Linked DNA regions of Mus musculus: region 2 is linked to region 1. Evidence: chromatin loops called from intact Hi-C (ENCODE). Cell type or tissue: gastrocnemius. All regions are shown on one strand.

The links. A loop is a pair of places that touch in the nucleus more often than their neighbours do. Peaks named below come from ENCODE experiments on the same cell type or tissue, not always from the same donor. Only the 100,000 strongest peaks of a DNase experiment are listed, where the experiment ranks them.
Region 2: it touches region 1 in a loop (1.8-fold over the local background); 3 of 42 quality-filtered maps call a loop at or near these places.

What each region holds. Positions count from the first base shown.
Region 1 is chr1:134,201,072-134,209,071 of GRCm38, reverse strand. Mybph (myosin binding protein H) reads right to left here. Exons shown (of 11, transcript NM_016749.2): 11 at 7,840-8,000. It overlaps Adora1 (adenosine A1 receptor), which reads left to right. Exons shown (of 2, transcript NM_001008533.3): 2 at 5,482-8,000. The coding sequence ends at 6,121. Among named protein-coding and RNA genes, the nearest start is that of Mybph, 12 kb to the right of the region's middle. In gastrocnemius, a CTCF peak has its summit at 6,820 (motif pointing right); DNase peaks (open chromatin) are centred at 3,596 and 6,838; H3K27ac peaks cover 1,192 bases.
Region 2 is chr1:134,294,978-134,302,977 of GRCm38, reverse strand. It overlaps Ppfia4 (protein tyrosine phosphatase, receptor type, f polypeptide (PTPRF), interacting protein (liprin), alpha 4), which reads left to right. Exons shown (of 29, transcript NM_001374777.1): 27 at 2,440-2,508; 28 at 3,510-3,687; 29 at 4,150-6,195. The coding sequence ends at 4,199. Gm32267 (a long non-coding RNA gene) reads right to left here and starts at 3,544. Exons shown (of 3, transcript XR_387416.3): 1 at 2,766-3,544; 2 at 1,424-1,535. In gastrocnemius, no CTCF peak of the experiment used is centred here; DNase peaks (open chromatin) are centred at 3,788, 4,047 and 5,498; H3K4me3 peaks cover 2,520 bases; H3K27ac peaks cover 5,666 bases.

The sequences.
Region 1 (8,000 bases):
GCATGAACTAGCCGTGGCGGTCTCCTTGCTGTTCCATGGTCCCTGCCACTGCACACTTTCACCCGGCTCTGTGTCTCATCTTTTAAAACCAGAATGGGTTACATCACTCCTTTGCAGAAAGAGGCTCCCCTGCACTTAGAATAAACCGTTATTATGACCTTAGGTGACAGTCCCTGCCCAGATCTCTGCTGAGCTAGCCAGTTCCTCCTCTCTTGTGGCTCACCCATGCAGCACTCTTTCTGTTCCTGCTCACAGGACCTTCTGCCCGGGAGGCACTGGCCTGGAACTTTGCCTGGATAACTTGCTGGTGGTCATTTAGCTCTCGGCTCAGGTCTCCGTCTTTGTCAAGGGCTCTATCTGCCTAGCCTCAACTCTCAGCGTTCCTTTCTGGTCTCCTGGGCTCCCTGCTACAAACCCTATTCAGCCTTTGTCTCCCTGAGCGTCCCAGTTGATGTAGTACAGGGTTTAGCTGTAGAGACATCTCAGACTTATACATTTCATCTCTGCCAATTCCAGGCTGGGAGGCCTCAGGCATGTGTCCTGATGTCAGTGAGTCTGTCACTATATTTATCAATAACAGTACTCAGGGGGATAATAGTAGTATTTAGGGTCCAGCAGAGAGCAGTGGAATCCTGTCAGCAAAGCTGTCCAGCACTTAGATTACAGCAGGGAGGTTAGCTCCCAGGAGCAATGGTCAGTAATTATCCACCAGCTACCTGTTATTTCTGGGTACTCCTCCCTTAGCTTCCTCTCATGTGGCAGCTCTGAGGAATGTCCAGGCAAGGAGCATGGCTTCCTCTCCTCTGTCCTATTTGGACATTGTGGTGGTTTGAAGATGCTTGGCCCAGGGCGTGGCACTGGTAGGAGGTGTGTCCTTATTGGAGTAGGTGTGGCCTTGTTGGAGGAAGTGTGTCACTGTGGGGGTGGTCTTTCCTCGTAGCTTCCTGGAAGTCAGTCTTTTCCTGGCTGCCTTTGAAACAAGAGGTGGAACTTTCAGCTCCTCCAGTGCCATTCCTGCCTGGACACAGCCATGCTTCCTCCCATAATGATAACAGGCTGAACCTCTGAACCTGTAAGCCAGCCCCAGTTGAATGTTGTCCTGATAAGAGTTGCCTTGGTCATGGTGTCTGTTGACAGCAGTAAAACCCTAACTAAGACAGACATAGATGTATGAACCTCTCTGCCTCGAAGTGGTAGGTCAGCAGCAGCCTTCCACTTCTCTCCTGGGTCCACCCTCTCCATCTCAGGGGTGCTGACGCCTTATTGCTCCCAGTATCCAGTACTTTCACATCACAGCCGTTGATGAGGAAAAGACCACTAACACATGTTCTGGTGTTAGCAGTGTCTTGACGTTTAAAGATGCCGTGCTGAGTACTCGTGAGTGACTCAGTAAGGAGGGATGGCTCTTGCTGCGAAGCCCAGTGATCTGAATTTGATTCTCAGAAGCCACATGGTGGGAGGAGGAAACCATCATATGAGTTATGTTAGGGAGTAAAGCAGGACCTCACTGCCTAGCCCAGGCTGGCCATGAACTCATGATCTTTCTGCCTCTACTTCCAAGGGTCAGACGTACAGGTGCGCGTTACTACGCCCAGCTCAAAGCCTTTCGTTAAATCTTATTTTAAAATTTTCTTTTCGAGACAGGGTCTCATGTAGCCCAGGCTCGCTCATGCTTCCTATGCAGCTGAGAACGACCCTGAGCCTCTGATCCTTCTGCTTCTCCCGCAAGTGCTGGGGTCATAGGTAAATGTCACACGGCCACCACGCCACGCTTAAACCTTTAAGGGGCCGTTTCCCTACTTTTTTTCCCACATCCCTGCTGTCTGAGACTGAGTACCCCACACACAGCCCCTGGGGGTGATGAGAACTTATGTCTGGACTCACGAGAGACTTCCCCAAGCATGGTAGGCACCTTCCCTGCCCCCACCCCCACCCCATGCATCATCTTCCTGTTCCCAGGCAGAGGAGAGGTGAGTGTCTCCCCTGGCCCCAGAGAGCCTGCCCCTGGGTCTAGTTTTTCCCACCATGGAGAAAATAGCAAGAAAAACAGATGGGAGCTGATACCCTGTGCTGTAGGGTCGGCCGGGACCCGGTGCTGGAGGAGCCCCAGGAAAGCTTTAACCCCAGGGGCTTTGGGCAGGCAAGAGGGGTAAGGGGTGGAGGGGGAGGGGCCCCTTCTGGGCGGTCCTCTCTTCCATATGGGATGCTGTTAGTGTCCATTTCTCCTGTCATCTGTGTCCATATGTAGGTCTTGGGATGGACCCCGCTCTCAGAACTTAAGGTCACCTGGTTCTCCCTCCAGTTTTAGGGGGTGCCCTTCTTGGGCCAATCCAGTTTTTTCCCGTGTTAAAACAGAGGTTATTCTGAATCTGCTACCATCTGAGTCTAAATGACCCAGTTAACCTGCGTCCTGAAGGGGGTCTGGGCTTGAAAGTAGAAGACCTGGGCAAGTAGACATGCCAGTCCATATTACTGTCATTCTGTTACGTGCTACACGCCCACACAGTGTGGTCATGGCATTCCCCCGAGACATGGCTGCAGAATGGCTTTTCCGACTATAAAAAAAAGATCTAAGGGAAAGATTTGGATGCAGTAATGGGAAGCAGAAACCTTGACCCCACCCTCCCTATGTCTGCAGCCCCTCTGCTTTGGGAGAGGCCTACCTTGTCTAACCACCTTTCACCAGATGAGGGTCAGAATTGTACCCCGTAAGGTGGTCTGCCTTTCTGTGTTCTTTCCCTATACATTCTTGCCCTGAACTTGCTTCCTCGTGTCTAGAAGGCGCTATGGGGGATGGGGGAGGCACTTGAAGATCCGCATGAGTCAGATCTGTGTGAGCTGTTTAGATAGTACTAGGGCTGTGTTTGCTGAGCTCCTGGGAGTGCTGGGATGTTGCAGGTACGTTTGCCTAGGAGCTTGGTGGGGTAAAAGCCCAGGCTAGGGAGTATTAAGAGGGTGTTTTTGGGGTATTTGAACACATGTTATCTTATTCTTATATCATCGCTACACTCTGAAGCAGGATGGATTTGAGTTAGCAAGCAGCAGACTCAGTGCCTACATTCAGGTCTTCTGACTGAAAAAAAAAAAAAAAAGATAACAGCGACCTGGATGTTCTGCTGCAGAAATGAGGGAGGAGAACAGTTTCACTGTGTTGGCAGAGTGAGGCACCAGAGACTGAGCTAGCTTTATGGCTTCCCGATAGTCTGGGAACACAAGAATCCTGTTATCTATCACAGAGGTGGGAGCGGTCAGGACTTTAAAGGCGTTAGAGTCAGCTGCAGTCAGTCCTCACTTTCTTGGTTGGAATGGAGGGATTAGATAAGGGGTTCCAAAGGCCATTGCTTGCTGGCCTTTCAGAGGACCGTCTGCTTCCCCCAGTGATGCCCTCGTCTCTGTAGCCTGCAGGAGCAGGTGGATACCAGTGGGTCCCTATGGGTCCAGAAACAGAAAGCCACAGATTCTAATGGCACAGGACAGAAGAAAATAGTTGGAGCCCTCCCTTCACACCCAGTGCTCTGGAGGCCACCCCAGCCCTCTCAGGAGCTGCATTGGAAAATAACAATTGGGCAAGCTGCAGCCACTCTGCAGCTCCTTGGCACAGAGCTGGGCAGCCTTTGGCACTCTCTCCAGAGTGCCAGAGTGCCGGCAGAGGACACTGTGGCTGGCTGCTGGGTAGTGTGATTTTAGGGGAAGTGGGAAGCCCCCGGGGATATTATTAAAACCCTCAACCCTCGGTGACAAGAGAGGCTGTCACCTCTGGCTGATAGGCAGTCTTGTCTCACATGAGTCATTTCAAATGTGTGTGTCTTCTGTGCCTGCAGACCTGGAGAAGGGTAAGAACTCTACCTGTCTCCTTGTTCTTGTGCTGTCATCGATTCACCCCAAATATGAGCTACGTAAGGCTGGCAAGACAACTGAGTGGGTAAAGAAAAGCACTATCTGCCAGGCCTGACAAAGATCCCTGGGACCCATATGGTGAAAGGAGACAACTGATTCTCCTAAATTGTTTTCTAACCTCTACACACACACACACACTGAATGTAATTTTAAAAATTAAAATTTTTTGAGCAGGGGCTGAAGAGATGGCTCAGCTATTAGCCCTAGGCTCAGTTCCCATCACTATATACCTCAGCTGACAACATCTATAACTCTATTTCCAGAGAGTCAGATGTCCTCTTCCCTTCCTGCTCCATGATTACCAGGCACACACAGAGTTCACATACATGCAGAGGAAACATTCAAAATCATAAAAATAAAATAGTAAACCTTTACAAATAAAAAAATGATAAATAGGGACTGGAGAGGTGGCTCAGTGGTTAGAGCACTGGCTGCTCTTCCAGAGGACCCAGGTTCAATTCTCAGCACCCACATAGCAGCTCATGGTTGTCTATAGCTTTTGTCCCATTGGATATAACACCCTCACACAGACATACATGCAAGCAAAAACCAATGTATATAAAACAAACATAAATAAACCATACTTTTAAAAAGATAGACAAGTATGAGCTATGTAGAGGCAGGAATTTTTATTTTGTTCCCAGCACTGAGAACAGTGCCCCGCGCATCCAGAATGTCTGTTGAGAACAGCATCCACGCAAGTGTGCCAATGCGCGGATGGGAGGAAGTATGAAGTGCTAGCAGATGCTCGGCAAACACCAGGCTTTCTTCCCTGAGAATCATCCCAATTAGGCGAGCATTGCTGAGCTGGTCCTTGACGCCAACCTGTGCGACTGCTTGAGGGTGATGGGAAGCCGGGAAGCAGGAGATGAGATGCTCATAGCGGAAACAGAACAGGGCCTGGTGTCGAAAGGCTTCTGGGGACTCTTGCTTTTTCGCCACCTGGCTCTTCGGGAGAATGGGGACACGTTAGGAAGCCCGGGACAGTGCTGTTAGCTTCTGTGGGGCCTTGGAAAGGCTTTCAGAACTGTTTTCAACCTCTGTCTAGTTGGCTGTCCTTATATTGCCACCCTAGCACTGTTATAGTCCAGCGGTGAGAAACCAGGAAGGTCAATGTGAGGACAGTCAATGAGCTGTACTTGGGCCATTTGCTTAAGACTCTTGCTACTAGTTTCTGTTATTTTATTGTTTTTTCTTTTTTGTTTTGTTTTGGTTTCTAAGACATGTTTCTCTGTGTAGCTCTGGCTGTCCTGGAACTCACTCTGTAGACTGGGCTGGCCTTGAACTCACATAGATGTGCCTGCTTCTGTTTCCCAAAGAAACAGACCAAATGTGTGTGCCACCATTATCTGGCTCCCATTATATTTATTGGAATTCCTCTCTCTGCTGGAGGAGAAACGAGGCTAAATTGTACAAACTCTGGACTAATCTTAGATCCTAAAGACTAGGTCCCTGGGCTAAAGACACTCACTCTAGACCTTAGACGTGTAGAAGCCTCACCCCTAGTGGCAGGTGAGCCCCAAAGGAGGAGCCCACATACAATCATGGGGGTCACTTCTCATACCTTGTCCTTTTTCCCTACAGGTACAAGACAGTGGTGACTCAGCGGCGGGCAGCAGTGGCCATAGCCGGCTGCTGGATTCTCTCCCTTGTGGTAGGCCTGACACCCATGTTTGGCTGGAACAACCTGAGTGAGGTGGAACAAGCCTGGATAGCCAACGGCAGTGTTGGGGAGCCCGTGATCAAGTGTGAGTTCGAGAAGGTTATCAGCATGGAGTACATGGTCTACTTCAACTTCTTCGTCTGGGTGCTGCCGCCATTGCTCCTCATGGTTCTTATCTACCTGGAGGTCTTCTACCTGATCCGCAAGCAGCTCAACAAAAAGGTGTCAGCCTCCTCTGGTGACCCCCAGAAGTACTACGGGAAGGAGCTCAAGATCGCCAAGTCGCTGGCCCTCATCCTCTTCCTCTTTGCCCTCAGCTGGCTACCGCTACACATCTTGAACTGCATCACCCTCTTCTGCCCCACCTGCCAGAAACCCAGCATCCTCATCTACATTGCCATCTTCCTCACACACGGCAACTCGGCCATGAACCCCATCGTCTATGCCTTCCGAATCCACAAGTTCCGGGTCACCTTTCTGAAGATTTGGAACGACCACTTCCGATGCCAGCCCAAGCCCCCCATTGAGGAAGATATCCCAGAGGAGAAAGCTGATGACTAGGCTCTGCCTTGCTCCATCTAGCCCACACCCAGTGGCTCTCTGTTCAACCCCCATGTCCTCCCTGTTCCCCCCTGTCCCACTGTTCCTCCTCAGCCTTCCCAGCTGGGCTGTGGGCTGTGGACACCAGGGAGGCTCTGAAGAGATGCCATGGAACAGGGCCCCTTCTGTAAGGAGCTGGCTGCCCTGTACCTTGGGGACCTGGAGGAGGTTTGGAGTTGGGGCAGGCCATAGCAGGGAATTGGGTGCCCTCAGGTGAGAGGAGAGTCTTGTGTGCATCATTCCTGGCTGTTCTCTGAGCAGTTCAGAGAGCTGGGGTTAGAATATTCTGGCTCCTTCAGTCAGACAGGGGAGCCTACTATTAGGTGTTGGTGGCCCAAGGGACCAACTTCAAAGTGAGGAAGACAGTCCCTTAGAGGTGGATGAATAGAGAGAAATGGATATGCCGCCGCTTCGCTGTCTCTCCTGTTCTCTAGGAGAAGATAGTAAAACACAGGGAAGGAGACCTCGGCCCCTCCTCCAAGGATTGTGTTCTTGGCCACGCGGGTGCTCTCCTGACCCCGAGAAGCCCAGGGTTATACTTGGGAGACACAGAAAGAATGGGTCCAGGGATTGTCTCTCACATTTGCTCTATTCACAGCCTGGGACTCCCAGTGGGCCATAAAGTCCTTGGGAATAAAAATAGTGCAGAAGGTGCTGGCCTCACATAGCCAGCAGGGAGCAGCACTGAGCCCTTCTTGCCCTGAACTTCCTGGGAGTCTCCAATGCAATTTTCTGTCTGGGCCACCAAGCTTCACCAACTCTCAGAGCAGGCCTGGACTCTCCTGAGGGACACCATCTCTGCTTCCAAGCCCCAGGAGAAGAGCTTCCCCAGGAAGTACAACCCTTGGGAGCATGCTGCCTGAGGGGGGGAGGAGGGAGAGGAAAGCATCTAAGAAGATCCCAGGTGCTCCTGGGCACCTCTGGTGTGCCCAGAAGTGTGAAAGACCAGACCAGACCAGACCAGACCAGACCAGACCAGACCAAAGGAGACTGCTGTCTTCAGTGTGAGAAAGTGCCTTGCTGGCATTTAAATATCCAAAAGGCTCCTGGAGGTGGCTTTAGCTCAGGAGCTGTGTTGCAAATAGAGTGTAGGCTTTTGTGGAGGTCTCAGGTGGGACCAATCCATGTTCTGCTGAGCCTGGATGTCTTCCTTGTATGGACAGCAGGCAGGGGAGGGTGTCAGGTTCTCCCCTCCTTGGGTGTGAATATTGACTCCAAGTCTTGATTCCAGGCTCTTCCTTCAGTTGGAGGTAAGGTGTCCCTGGCTCTCAAGGAGGACCCTATGTCTAATAAAAGATTGTGAAGCCCTGTGGGGAGTGGGGTGCTGGCACCCCAGCACTGCCAGAGGGCAACCAAACCACCTCAGCGGAGAAGATGTAATGGTGGGGGTGGAGGGGAAGCTGGGAGAGGGCTGTGGAGGCAGATGGAAAGTCCCAGAGATGGTGTGTCTGTTGCTATAGTTACACATTTAGGGTAGCACATTGTGAATCAGAAAGCAAGATCCAGAACACTCACATGTCTAAAAAAGAAAGAAAGAAAAAAAAAGAAAAAAAAATGCCCCGTGTCATGTGAGACCCTTCCTGCTGGCACTTTTCTAATCTTGATAGTGTCTCCCCTTCATAGTAACATAGTATTGTTCCATCCGTCATGACACTCATTGCCACAGAAACCCCATGCTATAACACCACACACCTTTATTTGAATACTTCTCATACAGTGTACAACTCTGAAGAGGGTGCCAGTCTCTGCCCCTTCTGGGCCCTCTTGAACCCAGAAGGTATGGCCTGGGGCCTGCCAGGCCTGATCCTGGGTCTGGACCCAGCGTCTGATGGAGGGGGCC
Region 2 (8,000 bases), 94 kb before region 1:
TAGTTGTCCTAAATATGCCTCTGGCAGGCTCCCCCTGGGGAAAGGCCCGCCTCTTCCCTACAGTTCCGGTTGATGAGGTTTTCTGTATTTGACCAGCTTCTCCTTTTGTAAGAACTGTGAATTTCATAAACTCTGATTATATTGCTCTGGGCCCAAGCCTTTGTCTCTCCAGACAGACCGGTCTTAATTCCTTTAGCCTTCCCTAGTGCAGTCTCGCTGCTGCCCCTGATCATTTTAGCTGCCCTTGTCTGAACTGTTTGCAGCTGTCAGATCGCTTTTGAAACCCAGCCACTAGCTGTGCTGGCTATTCTGGGAGCAGACACTTTTTGGCTTGAGGGAGGGTGGGGCTGTGTTGTCTCTTGGTTCTGGATGGTGTGTTGGCCTTCGGGGACAGTGGCAGCCCACAGGGCCAATGTGTTTGCAGACTGTTTGCTGTGACCCCTATTGACCAGTCAGAACGCATAGCTTGGAACCTTTCTTTTCCAGTAAAAGTTTGGATTTTTTCCAAATGCAATTTCCCTATACTTGCCTACCTCTAACTCCATTTGCAGGTTTCCTGCCCGCCAGCGCCCTCAGAAGGGCTTCTGCAGTTGAGATCTAACTATTTAACCCTCACTATTCAGAAGATATTTGAAATATTTTTTTTAGATCATTTGTAAGACATAACATTGCCATTTCTGACAAACACTATTCCTGTAGAACTCTGTGGTTGATATTTTCCCCCAGGAGTGGACTTTCTCTTTCTTTGCTTCCTAAATCAGAATGCATATTTCTTCTTTCTTTTCTTTCCTTCCTCATCTCTCCTCCTCTTCCTCCTCTTTTTCTTCTTCTTCTTTGTTTTTTGAGACAGGGTTTCTCTATGTAGCTCTGGCCGTCCTGGAACTCACTCTGTAGACCAGGTTGGCCTCAAACTCAGAGATCCACCTGCCTCTGCCTCCTGGGGTCCTGGGATTAGAGGTGTGCGCCTCCATCACCCAGCTGACCCAGTATGGAAGCCTCCATGAACAACCTTGAGAATATCTGGTGACAGAAAGTTTTGAAGACCTCTATTTTTTTCTTGCTTTCTTTTGTATTTTATGTGTGTATATGCATATGTGTGTGTATGTGTGGGTGCCTGCATGTATGTATGTAGGTGTATCATATGTATGCTGGTGTTGCAGAGGCCAGGAGAAGGCTTCTGGTTCCCTGGAACTAGAGTTATAGGCCGTTGTCAGCCGACTGCTTTAGGTGATAGGAACTGAACCCAGGCCCTCTGCGAGAGCAGCAAGTACCCTTAACCGCTGAGCCACCTCTCTACCCACTCTGGAAGTTTCCCTAATCAGTAATTTTAAGGAGTCTAGAAAAATGTGTGCATGCCTCTCAGCTCAGGGCTCCCGCTATCCTCCACTGGGCTTCTTTTAGTTCAAGTTTGTAATTGACCCACCTGACAGAGATAGGTTGGTTTCCTTCCTCCTAGGAAGGCTTGTTTCCTGTGCTGTGCATGCTTGCCTCTCTTGCTTCTGCCCCCACCAAAGGGTAGCAAGCCATGACTTCTCCTTTAGAGACAAAATGTAGGCTTTTAAAATAATAATTTTTATCTGCTCATATATTTGCATATATTTGTATAATTTATTTTGAACATTTTTGTCTACTTTAGCCTCTTTCCAGTTTCCACAAGTGCCTCCCTCCCATGTTCCAGTCCTCTTTCTTTCTTGTTATTGATAACTCCCCGAGTCCAGTTAGTGAAAATAGTTCCCCCCTCCCAATACCTAAAGCCTGTCTCTTCGTGTGCTCCATGATCAATTTTTAAAAATATATTTCCCTCCAATTTGCCCTCTATGAAGGAATGCCAAGGTTAGCAGTTTGGCTTTTAGTAGGGCACTCTTAGTGATTTGCTGGAAGCAGGAGCCTTGGGAAGATGTGTGAGCTTTCCAGTGGTTAAGTACACTAGACCCCTGCCCTGTCTCTGCCCTTAGACACTGGGAAACAGCTGAAAGATGCCATGAGGAGGATGCTGAGGTGGCTCAGTGATTAAGGTGCTTGCCACAATCACAATGTGAGTTCAGTCCCCAGAATCCACATGGTAGGAGAGCACCAATTCTTGTGTGTTATTCTCTGATCCCATGCATTTACTGTGGTGTACGTACCTCCCCCAAACCCCATGTAAAATAGAAAAGAAAAGAAAAAGATGAGGCTGGTAAGCTGGCTTAACAAGTTAAAGCACTTGCCACCAAGCCTGATGACTTAAGTTTCATCCCTGAGACCTACATAAAGAGAGAAGCAACTTTTGTGATTGTTCTCCAACCTAGGAAGTGCATAGTTGCAGATATGCTTGCAAAGACACATACACACTGAATAATGTGTGATAATATAAAAACTGAATTAATGTAAATTTTAAAAGAGTAAGATAGCATCGTTAACTAGAGCTCCTCTCTCTCCCTCTCACCCTATGGGTTTCAGGCCCGCCAAGTGATGGAGAGAGAGTTCAATAACCTGTTGGCCTTGGGCACAGACAGGAAATTGGATGACGTGAGTACCTGGATATGAATTCAGAGCCTTGGCTGTTGTTGGCTGTTTGATTAGAGGGTCATGAGAGCTCCTGCCCCAGGGCTGAGTGGTGGCTGGCCTAATGGAGGAGAGCCAGAAGAGCCAGAGAATGGAAGCTGTGAGGAGGAGGAGGTCTGTGGTTGGGTAGAAGTGGTCTGCTGTGGAGAAGTCTGAGGGACTGAGATAGGAGTCATTGAGACAAGAACAGGGGTCAGTGGCCGTGTTCCTGCTCACTCTACCTGTGTCGTGGGGCCTGTGCAGTTCTGAAAACACAGGCTGGAAGACAGTGAGCTGCGGCTCTGGGGAGTGTTGGGCAGCCTGTGGGATTCAGGCTCTGGGAGCCCACTGCAGAGGTGATTTTGGAGGTTGGCATTGATGGGGAGCAGATAGTGAGGGTTGCTCTCTGTATCCTCTGGAGAAGCCTGTCTCTGGCCACCTGACTTATCATTGTCCGTATGTTCTGGTCTCACTGGGATAGGCAGCGTGAGAAATAAATAGGTTAGACAGATGTTGGAATTTACACTTTGAAGATAAGAAAACTGAAGCCCGGAGCTGTCATGTTGCTAGTAATGTGGCAGGAACCAAGAAGGGCATCCCAGAAGTCTTCATCCCAGGTACTGCTTTTCTAGCAACCTGGGTAGTATTTTATATTGAGGACCCAGCAGGACAGGAGAGCAGTGCTGGGGCTGACCCATGACTTTCCGGAGAGAGTCTGGAAAGAAAAACATGTTAGGAAAGCAGTGGGCTGTCTGAGCTCAGTTTGGGGAGGTTGGGGTGGGTAGAGCAATGGAGTTCACTGCTGGCCCAGACCTGATAGGAGAGAGGAACCTCCTGCTGGATCTTTGAGATCCCTTGAAATCATCTTCAGCCTCCATCTATCCTACACGCAAAACCACTAAGGTCTAGAGAGGGGGAGTTCAGAAGTAGTACCCCTTAGAGCTTTAGGGACTGGGCTGGCAACTCCAATATGCCCCTTGGTGCAGGGAGAAGAGAAGGTGTTCCGCCGAGCACCCTCCTGGAGGAAACGCTTCCGGCCTCGGGATCACCATAGCGGTGGCATGTTGGGCACCTCAGCGGAGACCCTCCCGGCGGGCTTCCGTGTGTCCACGCTGGGTCCGCTGCAGCCTCCACCTGCCCCGCCTAAGAAGATCATGCCGGAAGGTGAGTGCCATGCTGGTAATGGGTTCCTCCCCGCACCCTGGAGCCGAGCGGGCTGGAGAGGGGCGAGGCCGAGGCTGAGCTGCACTAACGCTGCGGTGGGGCGCGCACTAACCCGCGCTCTGTGTGTTCTCCCGCCGCTGCCGACTCCTGCCAGCCGGGACGGCGGGGGCGCAGAGACTGGAGCCCTCTACGGTCCGGACCTACTCCTGCTGACCCCCCCCACCCTCCCGCCCCGGGTCTGACGGGGGTGCGCCCCCGGCTCGGGGTAAGTGGGCCAGGCTGTGGCTGTGCTCGCCCCGTCCTGCCGCCGCTCCGGACCGCCCTGCCGCCGCTCCCTCGCTGCAGCATCGCCCGGCTTGCCCTTCCCGCTTCGCTTCGTGCTTGGCTGCATGCCGCACCTACCTGCTGCCCACCCCGGGAACCACCTCCACTCACAGAGCCTGTCTCTCTCTTCTCTCATAGCTCACTCCCACTATCTCTACGGACACATGCTCTCCGCCTTCCGGGACTAGCCACGGCCCCCAGGGCGGGTGTCCTGGTTTCACAGGCTCAGCCGGCCCTGACCCTTCCTGCTCGTTCCCTTTCTCCCTTGGCTCCCAGTCTCTCCTCTGTGATTTTCCAGTTGCCCGGGATCTCAGAATATGCTCATCCACTCCTTCATCATCCCACTATCCGAGTCCTACTTCGTTCCCCCTTTGTAAGTCTCTGGAGGATGTGACCAAGGTCTCCCGTGAGTGTCTGTCGGGCACCCAGGTTGTAGGTGTTTGAGATTCTGTAGGAGGGAGGGAAGGACAGCACCTGTGGCCACCTTCCCTCTTCCGGATCTGTTTTGGTCTGGACTATGGGCTCATCAGGCCCAGGATCCCGGACCAAAGACTGAGATGACCCTTCCAATAAAAGGCCATTTCGGACTCTGTCCTGCTTGGACTAATTGGCCTTCTGGACCCCTCCACTCTGGCCGTACCCGATGGTCTGAGTGGTTTTGCCACCTCCTCTCTCAGTATCACTCCCTCCTCCCCAAACCCCAATCTCCAGTGTCTGTAGCTCTTGCCTGCAAGTCTTGCTTGTGGGGTGACGAGGGGTGTAGAATACCCCGAACCCTCTTCCAGGACAAAGCCAGGAGTGGAGCTGAGGAAGACTAAGGTAGAAACTCTGTGCCCAAGCTGACACAGAACCCCAAATGTGTGGGAGGAATGGACCCCAGAGCTTTGGGCCCAGGGTGAGGGCAAGGGGAACTCTTCAGCCCCTTGCCTAGAGAGATGGCCTGATGGCCTTTTGTGCTTCCCCCCAGAGGGCAGTGGGGATGCCTCCAGCCCCAGCCCCAAATGGTGCTGCTACTGGATCAGATTGTGAACGGTTAACTCTGCCCTGAAGTGGGGGTGCGGGAATGGGGAGGCTTCCCCTTTAGTGACTCATGTCCCAGGTCTAAGAAATCTAAAGTGGACTGAGGCAGGCTCCCTTGTGTGTCCCTATACCCTCCAGCCCTCCTTTAGGGTTCTTTTGGGGGTAAGGGGCTAACTGCTCAAGAAAATCTTGATCCCCTCTCTTGTCTCCATTATTTTAATTGCTTTTTCTGGCAGCACGGTGGGGACAGGGCAGATTTATGAGAAATATCAATTGCCCCTCTCTTCTGGACCAATTCCTTAACCTTGGGAAAGCTCAGGGCCTAGTATCAGGGTGGGTGATAGAACCCGAAATGGAAGAGGACGGGAAAGTGCCTGGGCTGTGCTTGTGACCGGCAGTACAGTGCCATCCTGGAGGTGACTGGAGTAGCTGCTTTGCCATTTCATCACTGGGATTCTGAACAGGCGCCAAGCTAACAGGTGGAGAAATGAGCCAGAACTCCCTGTCTGAAAAGGATGCCGAGCCTTGTGCTCAGCAGAGGGAAGTTTGGCTAATGGGCTGATCGAATGAGCTAACATGGGCTGGGGCAGGCAACTACCCGTCCTCAAGCCCGCTGTTTCTGTCTCCCTACCAGACAGGCCTCTGGGAATGGAGAGAGAAGCAGCTGAGTAGAACATGAACTAGTTAGAGCGAGAGAACCCTTGGTCCTGAATAGTGGAGTTATAGAGAAGGGCCAGTCCTAAGATGGAAGGAGCCCTACAATCTGACTCCTTCTAGGGACTCTGGGGCTAGCTTTGTGGGAGAGTCAGCCCTGCCCCTCCTCTCCCATGTGACCCTGTCATAGTTTGCAGTGTCCTAGGTAGCACTTGGGGAGCCAGGTGCATTCAGGGTCAGTAGGGAGGACAAAATAGGGGGCTCTACGTGCAGTGAGGAAAGGCTGCTGTCATGGTGTGGCCCTGCCTCACTGTCAATATCTGTTTTCTCTGGAGAGTCCACCAGTGACCCAAGCTCTCCCTGCCAGCCTCCTGTGTCAAACCAGGTCCCTTCTCAGTACTGTATTGGCTCAGTGCTTTCAGGAGTGAGTGTGTGAGTGAGTGTGTGAGTGTGTGTGGGCGTGAGCGGGTGTGTACGTACCAATAAACATCCTGGTTTTAAGACAATGTACAAATGGTGTCAGTTTCTTCCTTCCTTCCTTCCTTCCTTCCTTCCTTCTTAAATTTTTTAAAAAAGATTTCATTTATTTTATGTATGTTATTAGTACATTGTCATTGTCTTCAGACACTCCAGAAGATGGCATCCGATCTCATTACGGATGGTTGTGGGCCACCATGTGGTTGCTGGGGTTTGAACTCAGGACCTCTGGAAGAGCAGTCAGTGTTCTGACTCAGCCCCCAACCCTGCTTCTTCCTTCCTTCCTTCCTTCCTTCCTTCCTTCCTTCCTTCCTTCCTTCCTTCCTTCCTTCCTTCCTTCCTTCCTCTCTCTCTCTCTCTCTCTCTCTCTCTCTCTCTCTCTCTTTCTTTCTTTCTTTCTTTCTTTCTTTCTTTCACACTAAGTTCATTTGCTGTGTCCAACTTTACTTCATGACCCTTGGCACTGCTATGTTCTGAGAAGGAAATATCGGGTTTGAAACATGTAGGCAATACCCTTCTGTTTATTACATACTCACAGGCATGATGGGAAAGTTAGTGTTTGGGTGGCTTGTGCTAAGGGCTTATAGTCTGGGGTGAGGGTGTGAGAAAGCTGCTGTTAGGCTTGGTCGGTTTTCTTTCTCATCTGTCCAGGCTTACTCTATTTGGACCCTTTCACGCTGAGCCTGCTGCCACTGCCGCCCAGCTTCCTCTGTATATCTCAGCATTTCAGTAGCTGTCTTAGTTAAGATACCATGGCCAAGGCGACTTATTTTAAAAAAAAAATCATTTACTTGAGTACTTGCTTACAGTTTCAGAGGGTTAAAGTCCATGACCATTATGGTGGGGAGCAGGACAGGCAGGCAAGCGGGCAGGAGAACTAGCTGAGGGTTACTTACTTGTTGAGACAACAACCAAGAGGCAGCGAGAGCTAACTAGGATGGCGTGAGCTTTTGAAACCTGAAAGCCCAACCACTGACACTTCCTCCAACAAGATCACACCTCCTAATCCTTCCCAAACAGTTCCACCCACCGGAGACCAAATGTACTGGCTGATTTTGTGTTTCAACTCGACACAGGCTGGGGTTATCATAGAGAAAGGAACTTGGTTGGGGGAGATGCCTCTATGAGATCCAGCTGTGGGGCATTTTCTTAATTAGTGATCAAGGGGGAAAGGCCCCTTGTGGATGGGACCATCTCTGGGCTGGTAGTCTTGGTTCTATAAGAGAGCAGGCTGAACAAGCCAGGGGAGGCAAGCCAGTAAAGAACATCCCTCCATGGCCTCTGCATCAGCTCCTGCTTCCTGGCCTGCTTGAGTTCCAGTCCTGACTTCCTTTGGCGATGAACAGCAGTATGGAAGTGTAAGCTGAATAAACCCTTTCTTCCCCAACTTGCTTCTTGGTCATGATGTTTGTGCAGGAATAGAAACCCTAAGACACCAAGCATTCAGATATGTGAGCCACTGGGAGCCATTCTTATTTAAACCACCACCATAGGTCTCCATTACTTTAGTTCAGGGTCCAGCCCCTCCCCTGGGCAGCTTTAAGAAGCTATTCATGCTCCCAGAGACTTGAAGTACCGTGGTTGGGGGGATACACAGGGGAGCTTGGAGGGGGAGGAGAGTGGAGGTGGGTAAAGTGTTGTGGGAGGTGGTTACTGGGAGGGAGCGGGATGTAAAGTGAATAATAAAAAAAACATACACACACAAATAATTAATTTAAAAAATTATTCATGGCTTGGATCCCAGGTCCCCTCTTGCCACCAGTTTACATAACTCAGAAATGTTGTGTTCACCAATGTCCTTTGTAGAAGGCCACTCAATGACTCTTTTCCTTGCCTTT